3 separate regions of the Homo sapiens genome follow, and regions 1 and 3 are each linked to region 2. A link is an interaction called in ENCODE POLR2A ChIA-PET data of the cell type or tissue named here. Cell type or tissue: PC-9. All regions are shown on one strand. Links, peaks and the distances in the headings refer to the core of each region. The heading gives the core; the rest is flanking DNA.

The links. Peaks named below come from ENCODE experiments on the same cell type or tissue, not always from the same donor. Only the 100,000 strongest peaks of a DNase experiment are listed, where the experiment ranks them.
Region 1: POLR2A ChIA-PET joins it to region 2 with 6 read pairs; 1 of 35 experiments calls an interaction of 5 or more read pairs at or near these places.
Region 3: POLR2A ChIA-PET joins it to region 2 with 14 read pairs; 9 of 35 experiments call an interaction of 5 or more read pairs at or near these places.

The regions. Positions count from the first base shown.
Region 1 is chr17:82,103,241-82,108,572 of GRCh38, forward strand. The region is part of intron 18 of CCDC57 (coiled-coil domain containing 57); the gene reads right to left. Among named protein-coding and RNA genes, the nearest start is that of FASN, 7.7 kb to the left of the region's middle. RefSeq lists enhancers at 623-1,536, 1,537-2,450, 2,732-2,781, 2,822-3,151, 3,382-3,771 and 1 more. In PC-9, for the core only: CTCF peaks have their summits at 3,218 (motif pointing right) and 3,418; DNase peaks (open chromatin) are centred at 921 and 3,261; H3K4me3 peaks cover 1,229 bases; H3K27ac peaks cover 3,690 bases.
Region 2 is chr17:81,504,426-81,509,757 of GRCh38, forward strand. No RefSeq gene overlaps it. Among named protein-coding and RNA genes, the nearest start is that of ACTG1, 5.7 kb to the right of the region's middle. In PC-9, for the core only: no CTCF peak of the experiment used is centred there; DNase peaks (open chromatin) are centred at 1,856, 3,186 and 4,376; H3K4me3 peaks cover 570 bases; H3K27ac peaks cover 660 bases.
Region 3 is chr17:81,627,732-81,633,063 of GRCh38, forward strand. It overlaps NPLOC4 (NPL4 homolog, ubiquitin recognition factor), which reads right to left. Exons shown (of 17, transcript NM_017921.4): 2 at 1,994-2,074. Among named protein-coding and RNA genes, the nearest start is that of NPLOC4, 6.7 kb to the right of the region's middle. In PC-9, for the core only: no CTCF peak of the experiment used is centred there; no DNase peak of the experiment used is centred there.

The DNA.
Region 1 (5,332 bases), core at 169-5,168, 600 kb after region 2:
CTCTTGGGGTCTCAAGACACCCGGAACCAGTCTTCCTTTTCCTGCAGCCCCGTTGGGGTCACACAGTCCCTGGCCCCCTGCTGGGGTCCTGGGGGGCCCTGGACGCTGCCTGCTCCCTTTGTTTCCAACCCCCAGAGGAATTCCTCCTCTTCACACAAAGGCTACCACCCTTTATCTCTCAACAATAAGCCTGCCTGACCTCCTGGTCCCGGCCAACGCCCCCATCCCCACTCCCTCCCCCCACCCCCCACACTGGCTGGCAGAGGGTGGGGTATCCCGTGGAAAGGGCTTCCTGCGGGGAAGCTGGTCCTCTGACCAGGCCCTAGTGCTCCACTGTGACCCTGAGGCATCTCCTCAAACCCAGAGGCCTTGGTTGTCCCTCTGTAATGCTCAGGGATTCTGGGGGCTTTGCCCGGCTTGATCCTCCTCAGACAAAGCCTGTGGGGATTTTCAGAAAAAGTGAGCTGAGGGAGGGGGGTGAAGGGCCTGCCCCTTTGCCTGGGAGGCCTGAGCTGGCCCTGCTGGGAGGACCCTGGCTGTATCCCGGGGCGAAGCAGGGAGGTGTGAGTGGGTCACAGTCCCCGGGGCAGGGAGGGGCAGGGAGGGGCAGGGAGGGTGAGCTGGCCCCCTCCCCAGGGCAGGCCGGCCCCTAGCTCAGAATATCCACTTTACAGGCTCTGGTTTCTTCACTGGTCCTTTTCCTGCGGAGCCCTCCTCAGTGATGGTGGCAGGGAACTGGCCATGAGCCCAGGACCCCAGGGCAGCGGACAGCCCCAGCCCAGCCAGTCCTAGGTCAGAGGCACGGAGCTGGATGTGTCAAGGCGGCTGCCCCAGGCGTGACTCCCTGTGACCCCGGATTCTTCTACCTGATGCTAATCTGAGGTCAACCCAGTAACTGGTGTGTAAAAACGCTCTTGGCCTCCACCACTCTCTGCCCCGCCTTCTCGCCTGACCTGTTTTGCCGAGCCTGGCCGGGATTTCTCTTTCTGCGTTGGGCTGACTGGGCCGCAGGGAAACCATGTGGACACACAGTTTGCCGGGCACAGCGTGAGGAACGCGCCTCTTGGGTCCTGCACCCCTCCCCCACGGGCTGCTTGTGCTCTGGCCCCGAACTGAGCTTCTGGAAAGTTCCTGAAACATCCAAGGCCTTGCAGTGATTAACCAGGGGAGGGGGACTGGGGCCTGCTTGCCCCTCCCAGGCTTAACCCCTCCCAGGTCCTGGTGTGTGCTGAGGCAGGGCCACCCAGGCTGGGCTCCGTCCCCTCAGGCGGCTGCACCATACTTGGAGGGTTTTTTAAATTTTTATTTTTATTTTTGAGACGGAGTCTCACTCTGTCGCCCAGGCTGGAGTGCAGTGGCGTGATCTCAGCTCACTGCAAGCTCCGCCTCCCGGGTTCACGCCATTCTCCTGCCTCAGCCTCCCGAGTAGATGGGACTACAGGCGCCCGCCACCACGCCCCGCTAAGTTTTTTGTATTTTTAATAGAGACGGGGTTTCACCATGTTAACCAGGATGGTCTCGATCTCCTGACCTCGTGATCCACCCACCTCGGCCTCCCAAAGTGCTGGGATTACAGGTGTGGGCCACCAAGCCCGGCTTGGAGGTTTGAAGCTGGTGGAATCTCAGGGAGGACATAGCCTGTCCTATTGCAGGGAAGGTGCGGCCCTCACTCCCGTCTCAGCCTGGGGGCATGAGAACTCTGAGCACAAAGAGGACGGAGCTGGTCCCCAGCTTTCTGGCCACCCTGTGAGTTTCTTCTCCTGCACCTGAGCCTCAGCTCAGCTCTTGACCAAGTTGGCCTCTGGTGGCTCATTCTCCAGGCTGCTCCGGGCTCTCTGGGTGCCCCTGGGCACACCTACGTGGCTTCCTAGGGCTTTGGGAAGGGCCAGACGGTGAGCCCACGCCTTCCCTGGTTCTCCAGAGCCTGCCTTGGGGCTGGGGAGGGCCTGGCCCTGATGGCAGCTCAGGCCTCAAGTCCATTCTGTGGCACAGAGGCCCTTCCGTCTCCCTGTGGCCTCCGCTGCTCTGTGTGGTTCACCCCTGCTGTGTCAAGGGCCCTTGTTCTGCTGAACCCCCTCTGGCTGCCACAGGGGTCCTCACGCACCCAAGATCAACCCTTCTCAAATGCATCTAGTTATTTCCAAGTCTCTTGGGAACAAGGCTTTTCCCACCACTGTCAGCACGGCACCCAGGCCTTTAGTGCAGACGGTGACAGTGAATGTGACTTGACTCCCCCCACCCCGAATCTCCAGAAGCTGCGTGCACCTTTCCAGGGTCCCCACGCCTGGGAGGCTCACAGGCCACGCCCACCCGTGTCTCCCCAGCCTGCGTCAACCCTCACCTGCTAAAGTCTCCTAATGGACACCCCCACCCCTGAGCTCCTGGAGCTCAGCCCTGGGGGGTCACCGTGGCCCCGGGGCTGCCTTTGTGGGACTGAGTGTGACAACAGGAGAGCAATGGGGTACAGGGGGAGGGAGGCCCACGTGATCTGGTTCCCACGGTCCCTCCACAGGGGGACACTCCGGGCCTGCTATGTCCAGCTGCCTTCCCCACCTCACTGGCACATGGAGCCTGGAGCCCCCACTGGGCAGATGCACAAGAGGGGAGGGTACTGGACATTGCATGCTCCAGGGCTCTGGGCAGTCCTGCCACCCATCACTCAGCCTGGTGAGGCAGGGCCAGCAGGAAACCCCAGATCCTTCAGGCCCCGCCTGCTGGCCTTTGGAGCAGAGGAGAGGTGGGCCCTCGGGGGCCTGGGCGCCGACCACAGGCTGACCCCTTGTTTCATGCCAGCACCTCCTCTGGGCGCCTGTGGCTACTCCCCCAACGGCACTGGCAGGTCCCCTGCTGCTGCTGAGCCTGCCCAGGCCTGTCTGCTACAGCCTGTCAGTGTTGCCCAATGTGGGCCCCATCCCAGCCCTTGAGAGGAGTCACCTAGTAGTGGGGTGCAAGCTGGAGCCCCAAGGAAGGGAATTCAAGGGAAACACATCGTGGGCATAAGGCTTTGAGAGACGTGGGTCTGTCCCTACCGGAGGCTGCATCACGGAAGGCGGGCACACAGGCCTCACTTGGGCGAGAAGAGACCCAGAGACGCATGGCCTTCCTCCTGGGCCGGCTCCCGACCAGAGCCCATCTGAGCTCAGCCCACAGGAAGGGGAGGTGCCAAGAACCCCAAGCACAGGTGGCTGCAGGCTGGTGGGTGCCGAGGAGGCCACTAGGAGGCTGAGACGGTGAGAGCCAGGGCCAGGCAGTGGCCTGAGAGCTGGACAGCCTCTGGGTATCTCCACACCCCACCCTTCTCCTGCCTTTCAGAAGAGTAAACGCAGGAGAACGCCCTGAGGCCCCGGAAGGAAAGTGACAGGCAGCGGCTGAGCTGGGGCGACAGGAAGTGGCAGCTGTCTCCGCTGTTTCGGAGGCATGGGAACTGTTTCCTGGTCCTAAAGTGAGGAATGCTGGCCTCATGCCCCTTGGGCCAGGACTCTGCACTGAGTGCTGAGTGCCTGGGCTGGTGTTTAGACGACTCGTGGTCTCTGTTGGCACTGTCTGGGGACAGCAAAAAGCAGCAGGGGCCAGTGTGCAGGGGAGATTCTGGGTAAAATTCATGAAAAGGGAACTTTCAAAAGGGGCCCATGGGGCCTTCCCAGGTCTGCCAGGCCAGCTTACAGCTCCAGGTGGGCACCCTAGCATCTCAGGGCCATAGACCAGCAGGTCACCGCCATGTCCCCGGGGAACAGCACTGCCTGCCACTCACTTTGCCTGAGACCCGTGTCTCAGGGCTGCTCCCTGCATGTCTTGGCAGGAGGGCGGACAGCTGGGAAGGAGGCCACACGCTCCTCCAGGGAGCCTGGCTCTGCAGGAGCTACGCCAGCCACACACTTATCAGCTGCCCGACCTGCTCAGGACACTGAGGGCCACATGCCTGGCCAAAGGCCTCTCCCCACTCCCTCTTCTCCCCTGGAGACCAGGCCCCTGGAGTTGCTCTCCAGAGATCTGGGCAATGACCCTCTGGATCCCAGGGTTTTTGGTTCCCCTGGGAAAAGAGGCAAAGGCCCACACACCTGCAGCAGGTTGGGGGTGGGGGGATGCATGGCACAGTGGCTTGGCACCCGGGTGGGGCACAGATGCCGCGGGAGTGGGGAGTGGGGAGTGGCTGCCTCGAACCCTGCTGTGTGGCTTGTCACCCTCCATGGCGTCTCTGCGCCTCCGTTTGACTCCAGCTGCACGGCACACGGGGCGAGGTTAGCATCAGGGGCCAAAGCGGACCCCCGCCAGAAAGGAGGAAGAGGCCCCCAGGTAGGTGCGTGCTTCTGGACCTGGCGCTCGGCACACTGTGAGGATGGGCGGATGGAGTTGGTCTGCAGGTTCCAGAATGAATGGGGCCCTGTTGTGACAGGAGAAGGAGGGCAGCCTGGGTTGAAGAAACACCCCCTGCTGTCCAACAGCTGCACTGCCCGCTCCCCTGGCAACACCTGCCACGTGGACTGGAGAAGACACATTAGCCCTTGGGCTGGAAGTCGTGGACCGGCGTCCACCTGAGATGGGACTCTGGGAGGGAACAGCCGCCGGCCCTCCTGCCTCAGCTGCTCTCAGCATCCTACAGTGCCATCGGGTGCTCTCAGGACAGATGCCTACAGAACAGGCTTTTCTAAAGAAAGGGGGTGGGCTCCAGGGCCCAGAGTCACGGCACGGACGAGGGGGCTTTGGATCACTCTGCACACACCTCAGGATGGAAGTCCTGGTCAGCAAATGCATGAGCATTTCTGGTGGACCCACCTGCTCCTGGGGCAGGCTGGTCTCTATCCCCATTCCCAATCCCACGTGCCTCCTTGCCTCTGTCCACGTGATGTTGGAGCAGCAAGCCTTCTCCAAGCTCAGAGTCAGAGGCCACAGGCCACTGTCCCCTTGGCCAGGCCGCAGTCCTTGACTCTGGAGCACTCGGAGAGCAAGTGGCAGAGACGAGTGACCTGCGGCCGCTCTGGCGCTCTGCCTCCTAGTGAGATGAGTGTCATGGCTTGCCCGGGTCCTGGAGTTGTGCTGAGAGAGCACCTGACCTGTGATCCCACCCCTGAAAACGGGCTCCTCTGTGGACAGCCGGGCTGTTCTTGCTCCTCGAAGGAGTCCCCCAGCCCCTCAGGAAAGAGGTTCGGCCCTGGTCACAGACTGGGCATAAAATCTGCATATTTATAGCAGGGTCCGCCGAAAGCCTAAAACAACAGTGAGTTTCAGGGCAGGATCTCTCTTGCTTGTGTTGCATTGGTGTCATGTTATCGCTGGCTCTGAGTTTTAAAGGGAAATACACAGGGTAGTGCATGTGACGGTGTCCAAGACGCAC
Region 2 (5,332 bases), core at 174-5,173:
CCTATAGTCCCAGCTACTCAGGAGGCTGAGGCAGGAGAATTGCTGGAAACTGGAGGCGGAGGCCGCACTCCAGCGGCGAGAGAGTGAGACTCCATCAAAAAAGAAAGGGAGGGAGGGAAGGAGGGAAGGAGAGAAGGAGGGAGGGAGGGAGAGGAGGAGAGGAGAAAAGAGGGAGGGGAGGGGAGTGGAGGGGGAGAATAATTTGTAACCACTAATGAAATAGCAGGTCCTGGCAGGGATTTCCAATGGCTGCTAATATCACAACATCAGGCTCTGTGGGACTCTTTCCCTCTCCATGAAGTTGCACCCACCCTGTGGTCATCTTCTTGCTAAAAAAATCAACCTGAATGAGATTAAACAGACCAGTTTGGACATTTACACCTAGAGCTAACTGACTATAGGAAATATAAGGGTTGAGGAACGTGCCACATCAACCACAAGGACGAAATCAGCAAAATCCAGACAGGTGGAACCCTTTGGAACAAAAGACCTGCCTTCTTCCACAAATAACCTGAAAGGAGAAAAATGAAAGAGGGTAAATCCCGCGGTTAAAAGAGATTTAAGAGACATAGTGGCCAAGTGCAATGATTGGAAACCAACCGTTAAAAGAAATTTAGGTGGGTCGCGGTGGCTCACGCCTGTAATCCCAGCACTTTGGGGGGCCGAGGCGGGTGGATCACGAGGTCAGGAGATCGAGACCATCCTGGCCAACACGGTGAAACCCCGTCTCTACTAAAAATACAAAAAAAATACAAAAAAATACAAAAAAAATACCCCGTCTCTACTAAAAATACACCAGCCGGGCGTGGTGGTGGGCGCCTGTAGTCCCAGCTACTCGGGAGGCTGAGGCAGGAGAATGGCATGAACCCAGGAGGCGGAGCTTGCAGCGAGCCGAGATCACACCACTGCACTCCAGCCCGGGTGACAGAGTGAGACTCCGTCTCAAAAAAAAAAAAGAAAGAAATTTAAGGCTGGGCATGGTGGCTCACACCTGTAATCGCCACATTTTAGGAGGCTGAGGTGAGAGGATCTCTTGAGACCAGGAGCTTGAGACCAGCCTAAGCAACATAGGGAGACCCCATCTCTACAGAAAGTTTAAAAATTATCTGGGCATGGTGGTGCACGCCTGTAGTCCCAGCTACTCAAGCGGCTGAGGTGGGAGGATTGCTTGAGCCTAGGAAGTCGAGGCTGCAGTGAGCTGTGATTGTGCCACTGCACTCTAGCCTGGGCAACAAAGCAAGACCCTGTCCCCCCAAAAAAACAGACAAACAAAACAACAACAAAAAATTTAAGACAACCAAGGAAATTTGGACATTAGATGATACTAAGTATCGATCAATAATTGGTGGGTGGGGGCATGATACTGTGATTTTTTTTTTTTTTTTTTTTTTTTTGAGATAGAGTCTTGCTCTGTCACCCAGGCTGGAGTGCAGTGGCTCAATCTCGGCTCACTGCAACCTCTGCCATGTGGGTTCAAGCAATTCTCCTGCCTCAGCCTCTGGAATAGCTGGGATTACAGGCGCACGCCACCATGCCTGGCTAATTTTTGTATTTTTAGTAGAGATGGGTTTCACCATGTTGGCCAGGCTGGTCTTGAACTCCTGACCTCGTGATCCGCCCGTCTCGGCTTCCCAAAGTGGTGGGATTACAGGAATGAGCCACCGCGCCCAGCTTGTGGTTGTTTTTTCAAAAAGAGTCCTAGGCTGGGTGCAGTGGCTCATGCCTGTAATCCCAGCACTTTGGGAGGCCTAAGCAGGAGGACCATTGAGTCCAGGAGTTCAGCCTGGGCAACATAGTGAGATGCTGTCTCCAAAAAAAACACAAAAGCAAACAAACAAAAGGCCATGGAGGAGGCCAATCCCCAGCTGTGCTGAGCCAGGATCAGATTCTCTCAGCCCCTTTCAGCAGCACCTGTCCTCCTCTGAGTCAATATATTGCTGTTGCAGCCGGGCGCGGTGGCTCATGCCTGTAATCCCAGCACTTTGGGAGGCCGAGGTGGACGGATCACCTGAGGTCAGGAGTTTGAGACCAGACTGACCAACATGGAGAAACCCCATCTCTACCGAAAATACAAAATTAGCTGGGCGCGGTGGCGCATGCCTGTAATCCCAGCTACTTGGGAGGCTGAGGCAGGAGAATCGCTTGAACCCAGGAGGTGGAGGTTGTGGTGAGCTGAGATTGCGCCATTGCACTCCAATTGGGCAACAAGAGCGACACTCCATCTCAAAAAAGAAAAAAAAAAGAAAGAAAAAGAAAAAGAAATATGGAACATAAAAGTTACCATTTTAATCGTTTAAAAGTGTACAGGCCAGGCGCAGTGGCTCACACCTGTGATCCCAGCACTTTGGGAGGCCGAGGCAGGCAGATCACCTGAGGTCAGGGGATCAAGACCATTCCGGCCAACATGGTGAAACCCCGTCTCTACTAAAAATACAAAAATTAACCAGGTACACAGGCACACGCCTGTAGTCCCAGCTACTCGGGAGGCTGAGGCAGGAGAATCGCTTGAACCCAGGGGCCAGAGGTTGCAGTGAGCCGAGATCACACCACTGCACTCCAGCCTGGCAACAGAGCAAGACTCTGTCTCAAAAAAAAGTGTACAATTGGCTGGGTGCGGTGGCTCACGCCTGTAATCCCAGCACTTTAGGAGGCCAAGGAGGGTGGATCACCTGAGGTCAGGAGTTCAAGACCAGCCTGGCCAACGTATCGAAATTCTGTTTGTATTAAAAATACAAAAATCAGCTGGGTGTGGTGGCACACACCTATAATCCCAGCTACTTGAGAAGCTGAGGCAAGAGAATCGCTTGAACCCAGGAGGCAGATGCTGCAGTGAGCTGAGATTGCACCACTGCACTCCAGCCTGGATGACAGAGCCAGGATGGTCTTGTTCTCCTGACCTCGTGATCTGCCAGCCTCAGCCTCCCAAAGTGCTGGGATTACAGGTGTGAGCCACTGCTCCCAGCAGTTTTTTTTTTTGTTTTTTTTTTTTTGAGACAGGGTCTTGCTCTGTCATCCAGGCTGGAGTGCAGTGGCTCAATCACAGCTGACTGCAACCTCAATCTCCCCAGGTTCAAGTGATCCTCCCACCTCACCCTTCTGAGTAGCTGGGTTACTACAAGCGTGTGCCACCAGGACAGGCTAATTTTTTGTATCTTTTGTTGTGGGATTTTGCCATGTTGCCCAGGCTGGTTTTGGACTCCTGGGCTCAAGCGATCTGCCTGCCTAAGGCTCCCAAAGTGTTGGGATTACAGGTGTGAGCCATCATGCCCTCACTGTCACTATTTTCCTTTTTTTTTTTTTTTATTTTTTGTGGCCATCCTACTGGATGTGAAGTGATATCTCACTGTTATTTTGATTTGCACTTCCCTAATGATCCCCTGATGATGTTGAGTATCTTTTTCATCTCCCGGTTGGCCATGTGTATATCTGCTTGGGAGAAAATAAAGTCCTTTGCTCATTTTTAAATTGGGTTCTTTTTGTTGTTGATTTGTAGGCGTTCTTTACATATTGTGGATACTAGATCCTTATCAGACATAATTTTGTGGGGTTTGGGGTTTTTTTGTTTGTTTTTGAGATAGGGTCTCACTGTGTCACCCAGACTAGAGTGCAGTGGCTCAATCACAGCTCACTGCAGTCTCAAACCTCAAACTCCTATCAAGAGATCCTTTCTCCTCAGCCTCCTGAGTAGCTGGGACCACAGGCAGGCCACCACCATGCTCAGCTAATAAAAAAAAAATTGGGGCCAGGCATGCTGGCTCACACATGTAATCCCAGCACCTTGGGAGGCTGAGGCGGGCAGATCACGAGGTCAGGAGATTGAGACCATCCTGGCTAACACGGTGAAACCCCGTCTCTACTAAAAAATATGAAAAGATTAGCTAGGTGTGGTGGTGGGCACTTGTAGTACCAGCTGCTGGGGAGGCTGAGGCAGGAGAATGGCATGAACCCGGGAGGTGGAGCTTGCAGTGAGCTGAGATCACACCACTGCACTCCAGCCTAGGTGACAGAGCAAGACCCCATGTCAAAAAAAAAAAAAAAAAAATTGGCTGGGTGCGGTGGCTCACGTCTGTAATCCCAGCACTTTGGGAGGCCAAGGCAAGCAAATCACCTGCGGTTGGGAGTTCAAGATCAGCCCGAGCAACATGGAGAAACCCCGCCTCTACTAAAAATACAAAATTAGCTAGGTGTGGTGGCGCATGCCTGTAATCCCAGCTACTCGGGAGGCTGAGGCAAGACAATCGCTTGAACCCAGGAGGCGGAGGTTGTGGTGTGAGCCAAGATCACACCATTGGACTCCAGCTTGGGCAACAGAGGGAAACTGCGTTTCAAAAAAAAAAATTTGTAGAGACAAGGTCTTGCCAAGTTGCCCAGGGAACCTGCACTGGGCAGTTCCGGAAGAGCTGCAGCTTTCAACGCTTCGAGAGTGCGTGACTGTCCCTGGTCCCCATGCCCTGGCCAGTGCTCAGAACTACCCATCTCCTGATTTCTGCTCATCTGATAGCCACAAACTGGCATCTAATTTGTTTTAATGTGCATTTGCTGATGCCCAGTGTCCATGAGCATCTCACAGTTTGTCCTGTAAGTGCAATGCTTCACAGGACAAAGAGAATTTCTATCTTTTGCAGGTATCAGAGTCGCTGAGAAGAGTCATGCTGTGATGTGAGGTCACAGAACAAGGTAGGGTGGGAGCCTGGAGCTCAGTAAGCTCTCTGCAATTTATGTTTGCCTCCACCCCGACCCCCACCAAGCTTGAGCCTCCTCTCCCCCATCCCCATATGGGAGGGGGAGCTAGGAAGCACCACCACCTCTGCTTGAGTAAAATCTCTTCCAACAGCAGAACGATCCCTTGACCCGACTTAACATGAAATAGTTCCAAATCTCTTTTCAACTGGTAGAGATCTTCCTTCCCTGTCCCAACCTCCAAATGACTTCTGCAGCTGTAAGCAGTTCAGAGGAGCTATGCATTGGACTCCCAATCCCATCTACAGAGGCTCTCCCCTGGCACCTGCGGGGAGAAAAGCTGAAGTACAAAGGGCACTGGCTGAGCCTCTTACACCAGGTGAGGCCCTCGTTATTGGTAGATACTGAGTTCCAGGATTCAGTAACTAGCCAACTCCATGACTGCTGCGCTCTTTACACAAAGTAAAACTATCTCATATCACACGTCCACCTGAGGGCTGGGGGGAAACTAAGGCAGGCCCCTGCTGATTCAGGTGGTTATTTTATGCCAAATATTTACCCAAGATGTCAAGTCATCTAGTTTTTCCTAAATAATGGAAAAAGCCGTCTCAGGACTTCCCTCCCAGCCTGCTTATGATGTTGCTTCAGTTAT
Region 3 (5,332 bases), core at 233-5,232, 120 kb after region 2:
CACTCCAGCCTGGGCAACAAGAGCGAAACTCTGTCTCAAAAAACAAAAACAAAAATTAGCCAGGTATTGTGGTGCACACCTGTAATCCCAGCTACTTGGGAGGCTGAGGCAGGAGAACTGCTGGAACCCAGGAGGCGGAGGTTGCACTGAGCCGAGATCACGCCACCACATTCCAGCCTGGGCGACAGAAAAAGACTCCATCTCAAAAAAAGAAATTTGTATTGAATGAAAATATCCTTGGGAGGCCAAGGCGGGCAGATCACGAGGTCAGGAGATGAAGACCATCCTGGCTAACATGGTGAAATCCCGTCTCTACTAAAAATACAAAAAATTAGCCAGGCATGGTGGTGGGCGCCTGTAGTCCAGCTACTCGGGAGGCTGAGGCAGGAGAGTGGCGTGAACCCGGGAGGCGGAGCTTGCAGTGAGCCAAGATCATGCCACTGCATTCCAGCCTTGGAGACAGAGCGAGACTCCCTCTCATAAAAAAAAAAAGAAAAAAAAAAGAAAAAGAAAATATATCCTTCATGGCTGGGCACGGTGGCTCACACTGAAGCGGGTGGATCACGAGGTCGGGAGTTCAAGACCAGCATGGTGAAGATAGTGAAACCCCGTCTCTACTAAAAATACAAAAAATTAGTCAGGTATGGTGGCGGGTGCCTGTAATCCTAGCTACTCGAGAGGCTTAGGCAGAGGATTGCTTGAACCCAGGAGGCAGAGGTTGCAGTGAGCCGAGATCATGCCACTGCACTCCAGCCTGGGCAACAGAGTGAGATGCCATCTCAAAAAAAAAGAAAATAACCCTCATATAAACACAGGGCAAAACGAAAACATTTTCAGGTCAAAAAAACCCAAAGGTCTGTGACCAACAAACCTACCTACAACAAAGGCTAATGGATGTTTTTCAGTCTGAAGAGAAACAACACCAGACAGAAATAGTCTGGGGGAATCCATGGGAAAAGTAAATAAGGAAGAAACTGTGAAGATAAGCTAAGAAGTACATAATATGCAACTATCACAGTAAATGAAATATTTTGTGATTGGTTAAAAAAAGAAAAACTGTCATGGGAATCCTGGACACAATGCAGGTCAGGAGACCAGGGAGGAGCCAGGGATGATTCTTTGAGTCAACTGTAGTCATATCTACAATTCATACTTTTTTTTTTTTTTGAGACAGTCTCACTCTGTCGCCCAGGCTGGAGTGCAGTGGCGCGATCTCAGCTCACTGCAAGCTCCGCCTCCTGGGTTCACATCATTCTCCTGCCTCAGCCTCACCAGCAGCTGGGACTACAGGTGCCCGCCACCACACCCGGCTAATTTTTTGTATTTTTACTAGAGATAGGGTTTCACCATGTTAGCCAGGATGGTCTCAATCTCCTGACCTTGTGATCCGCCCGCCTCGGCCTCCCAAAGTGCTGCGATTACAGGCGTCAGCCACTGCGCCTGGCCACTCTTATGAAATACTTTTTTTTTTTTTTTTTTGAGATGGAGTCTCACTCTGTTGCCCAGGTTGGAGTGCAGTGGCACCACCTCGACTCACTGTAAACTCTGCCTTCTGAGTCAAGCAATTCTCTTGCCTCAGCTTCCCAAGTAGCTGGGATTACAGGCACCTACCACCACGCCCGACTAATTTTTGTATTTTTAGTAGACGGGGTTTCACCATCTTGGCCAGGCTGGTCTTGAACTCCTCACTTCGTGATCCACCCGCCTTGGTCTCCCGAAGTGCTGGGATTACAGGTGTGAGCCACCACGCCCAGCCGTGAAATATTTTTACACTTACCTTTGGGCTCTTGGTCCTATAATTTTGAGCAGTGATCAGCTGTGACAAACATCTCATCCTATAGCAATCCAACCCAACTGTGATAGAGAAAGGCAATGCAAGAGGCAATTTGGGAATAGGGAAAATAAGAAAACGAGGAAAAGAGAAAAGGTATCGATGGCAGTAAGAGTAGAGGATGAAAAATATCCTGAGGGTCAATACCCAGGCCACAGATACCTTTTTCAAAAATGTTGCTGCTGTTTCTCTCTTTGTTGCTGTGATCCGCTTCACTCCATCCGGGGACTGGACACGAATTATCTGTTGCAAACAAAACATGATGGTTACTGCACAGCCTAGTGAGGTCCTGATCTAATACTACGGCTTCCATCTGTGGTCTTTTAGCATCTGGGTCACTGAAAATTAAAGCCAAACCTCACTCTTCACCTTTCAATACCCAGCTCAATCCTTCTAGAATATGATGCCGAGGGGTGAGATTCATCAACATATGGGGAGATATTTTAAGAGTACTGTCCTCTCAACTCTTAGTTTCACTCAGAAAACAACTTTAATTCCTAATCACTATTTATAGAGTATATGTAAAACACTTTTTGTCTCTTCAGACTTAAAACAGAGAAAAACCCACCATGAACCATGAATGAACTGTGTTCTTTAAAAAAGATGTTACTTTGGGGAAAAAAAAAAAAAAAAGATGTTACTTTGTTCCAGGATCTATATACAAACATTAGACAGTCTTCAAGAGTCCTACAATTTAAAAGAATCACAGGAAATTTTCTAATTGTTACTTTTTTTTTGCTTTTTTGAGACAGGGTCTTGCTGTCACCCAGGCTGGAGTGCAGTGGCAAAATCACAGCTTACTGCAGCCTTGACATCCAAGGTTCAAGTGATCCTCTGACCTCAGCCTCCCGAGAGCTGGAACCACAGGCTTGCACCACCACACCAGGTTAATTTTTTTTTTTGTAGTGACGGAGTGTCATATTTCCCAGGCTGATCTCGAGCTCCGGGGCTCAAGTGATCCTGCCACTGTGCTGGGATTACAGGTGTGAGCCACAACGCCAGCTATTACTTACTTTCCCTAAAAAACGTTTAAAAATGGCCAGACACAGTGGCTCACGTCTGTAATTGTAGCACTTTGGGAGGCCAAGGCGGTGGATCACTTGAGCTCAGAAGTTCAAGACCAGTGGGCAACATGGGGAAACCCCATCTCTACTAAAAATACAAGTTAGCCAGGCATGGTGGCGTACGCCTATGGTCTCAGCTACTTGGGGAGCTGAGGCACGAGGATCACTTAAACCAGGGAGGTCGAGGCTACAGTGAGCCAAGATGGTGCCACTGCACTCCAGCATTGGTGACAAAGTGAGACCCTGTCTCAAAAAAAGAGATTAGGCTGGGCACAGTGGCTCCTGCCTGTAATCCCAGCACTTTGGGAGGCCAATGCGGGCAGATCACCTGAGGTCAGGAGTTCGAGACCAGCCTGGCCAACATGGTGAAACCCCGTCTCTACTAAAAATACAAAAATTAGCTGGGCGTGGTGGCGGGCACCTGTAATCCCAGCTACCCGGGAGGCTGAGGCAGGAGAATCGCTTGAACCCAGGAGGCAGAGGTTGCAGTGAGCCAAGATCGTGCCATTGCGTGACGAAGAGCAAGACTTCGTCTCAAAAAAAAAGTAAAAATTTAAACTTAAAAAAGAAATTAAAATTAAAAGCAATAAAGGTCTTTAATGGTAAAATTTAGTAGGGTTTTGAAAAAATATTTTCAGCTGGGCACAGTGGCTCACACCTATAATCTGTGCACTTCAGGAGACCAAGGCAGGAAGATCTCTTTAGCCTAGGAATTCGAGATCAGCCTGGCCAACACAGCGAGACCCCATCCTAATTTAATAACGTGTGTGTGCATATATGCATATTAAAGTGTACATATATATATATATATTTTTTTTTTTTTTTTTTTTTTTTTTCCCCCACGGCAAGCCTAAAAAGGTTGGCAGATCTGGAAGACTACTGGACAAAGGGCATTACTTTCTAAGACAACTTGATGTTTATGCTGATGAAAGCCATCGTGAAGGTGAGTTATCATGCCTGGCCAACAGCACAGGCCCCTGCTTTAGACAAGGAGGATGACATGGCATGCTCTGCAGCAAACAAAGACCTGCTCCAACCATCCGCGGGACGGGAAGGAAGGCAGACAGGAACATGCGCATAAGTGTCCTAGCTTCTCCTCTCAGCAAAGACTGATGGTGCATTCTATAGCTTCTTTCTCTCTCATTTCCTGCATTACCATCTCTTGTATTTAGCTCATTTTTTTTTTCCCCGAGATGAAGTTTCAATCTTGTGGCCCAGGCTGGAGTACAATGGCGCAATCTTGGCTCACTGCAACCTCTGCCTCTTGAGTTCAAGTGATTCTCCTGCCTCAGCCTCCTGAGTAGCTGGAATCACAGGCGCCCACCACCATACCCAGCTAATTTTCTTTTTTTTGAGACAGTCTTTTTCCGTTGCCCAGGGTGGAGTGCAGTGGCGCAATCTCGGCTCACTGCAACCTCCACTCACTGCAACCTCCGCCTCCCAGGTTCAGGCGATTCTCCTGTCTCAGCCTCCTGAGCAGCTGGGATTACAGGCGTGCACCACCAAGCCCAGCTAATTTTTGTATTTTTAGTAGAGACGGGGTTTCAACATGTTAGTCAATCTGGTCTTAAACGCCTACCTCAGGTGATCCACCTGCCTCAGCCTCCTAAAGTGCTGGGATTATAGGCATGAGCCACCAACCCTGGCCTAGCTGATTTTTTATAGTGAAACATTTCAATTCCCTTATTTCCTTTTTTATTTCTTTTTTTTTTTTCAGCTCTTGTTGCCCAGGCTGGAGTGCAATGGCGTGATCTCGGCTCACTGCAACCTCTGCCTCCCCGGTTCAAGTGATTCTCCTGTCTCAGCCTCCTGAGTATCTGGGATTACAAGTGCCTGCCACCACGCCTGGCTAATTTTTAGTATTTTTAGTAGAGATGGGATTTCACCACGTTGGCCAGGCTGGTCTCGAACTCCTGACCTCAAGTTATCCACCCACCTGGGCCTCCCAAAGTGCTGGGATTACAGGTGTGCACCACCACACCCGGCCTCCCTTATTTCCTTTTTCATAAATTCTATAACTATTTTCTGTGAGGTTACCACGAGTGTTACATTAAACATCCTCTTCAACCATTATGCAGATGAAAACTGTCACAAGCCATTGTCTAAAAAAGATTTCCACTGATACAGGACAAAACACCATAAAGGCTCAGTCTACTGGGATTTGTCCGCTTTTAGTAAAGTAACTAAGCCTAATCTAGATTTTCCTAAAATAGGATAACCCTGTCCTGCATTTTCCCATAACTTTCACTTGGCAGAAAAGGCTCCACCCAATATGTTCTCAACTTTTAAGTCAGGAGATTGAGACCATCCTGGCTAACACGGTGAAACCCCATCTCTACTAAAAATACAAAACATTAGCCAGGCGTGGTGGAGGGCGCCTGTAGTCCCAGCTACTTGGGAGGCTGAGGTAGGAGAATGGCGTGAACCCAGGAGGCAG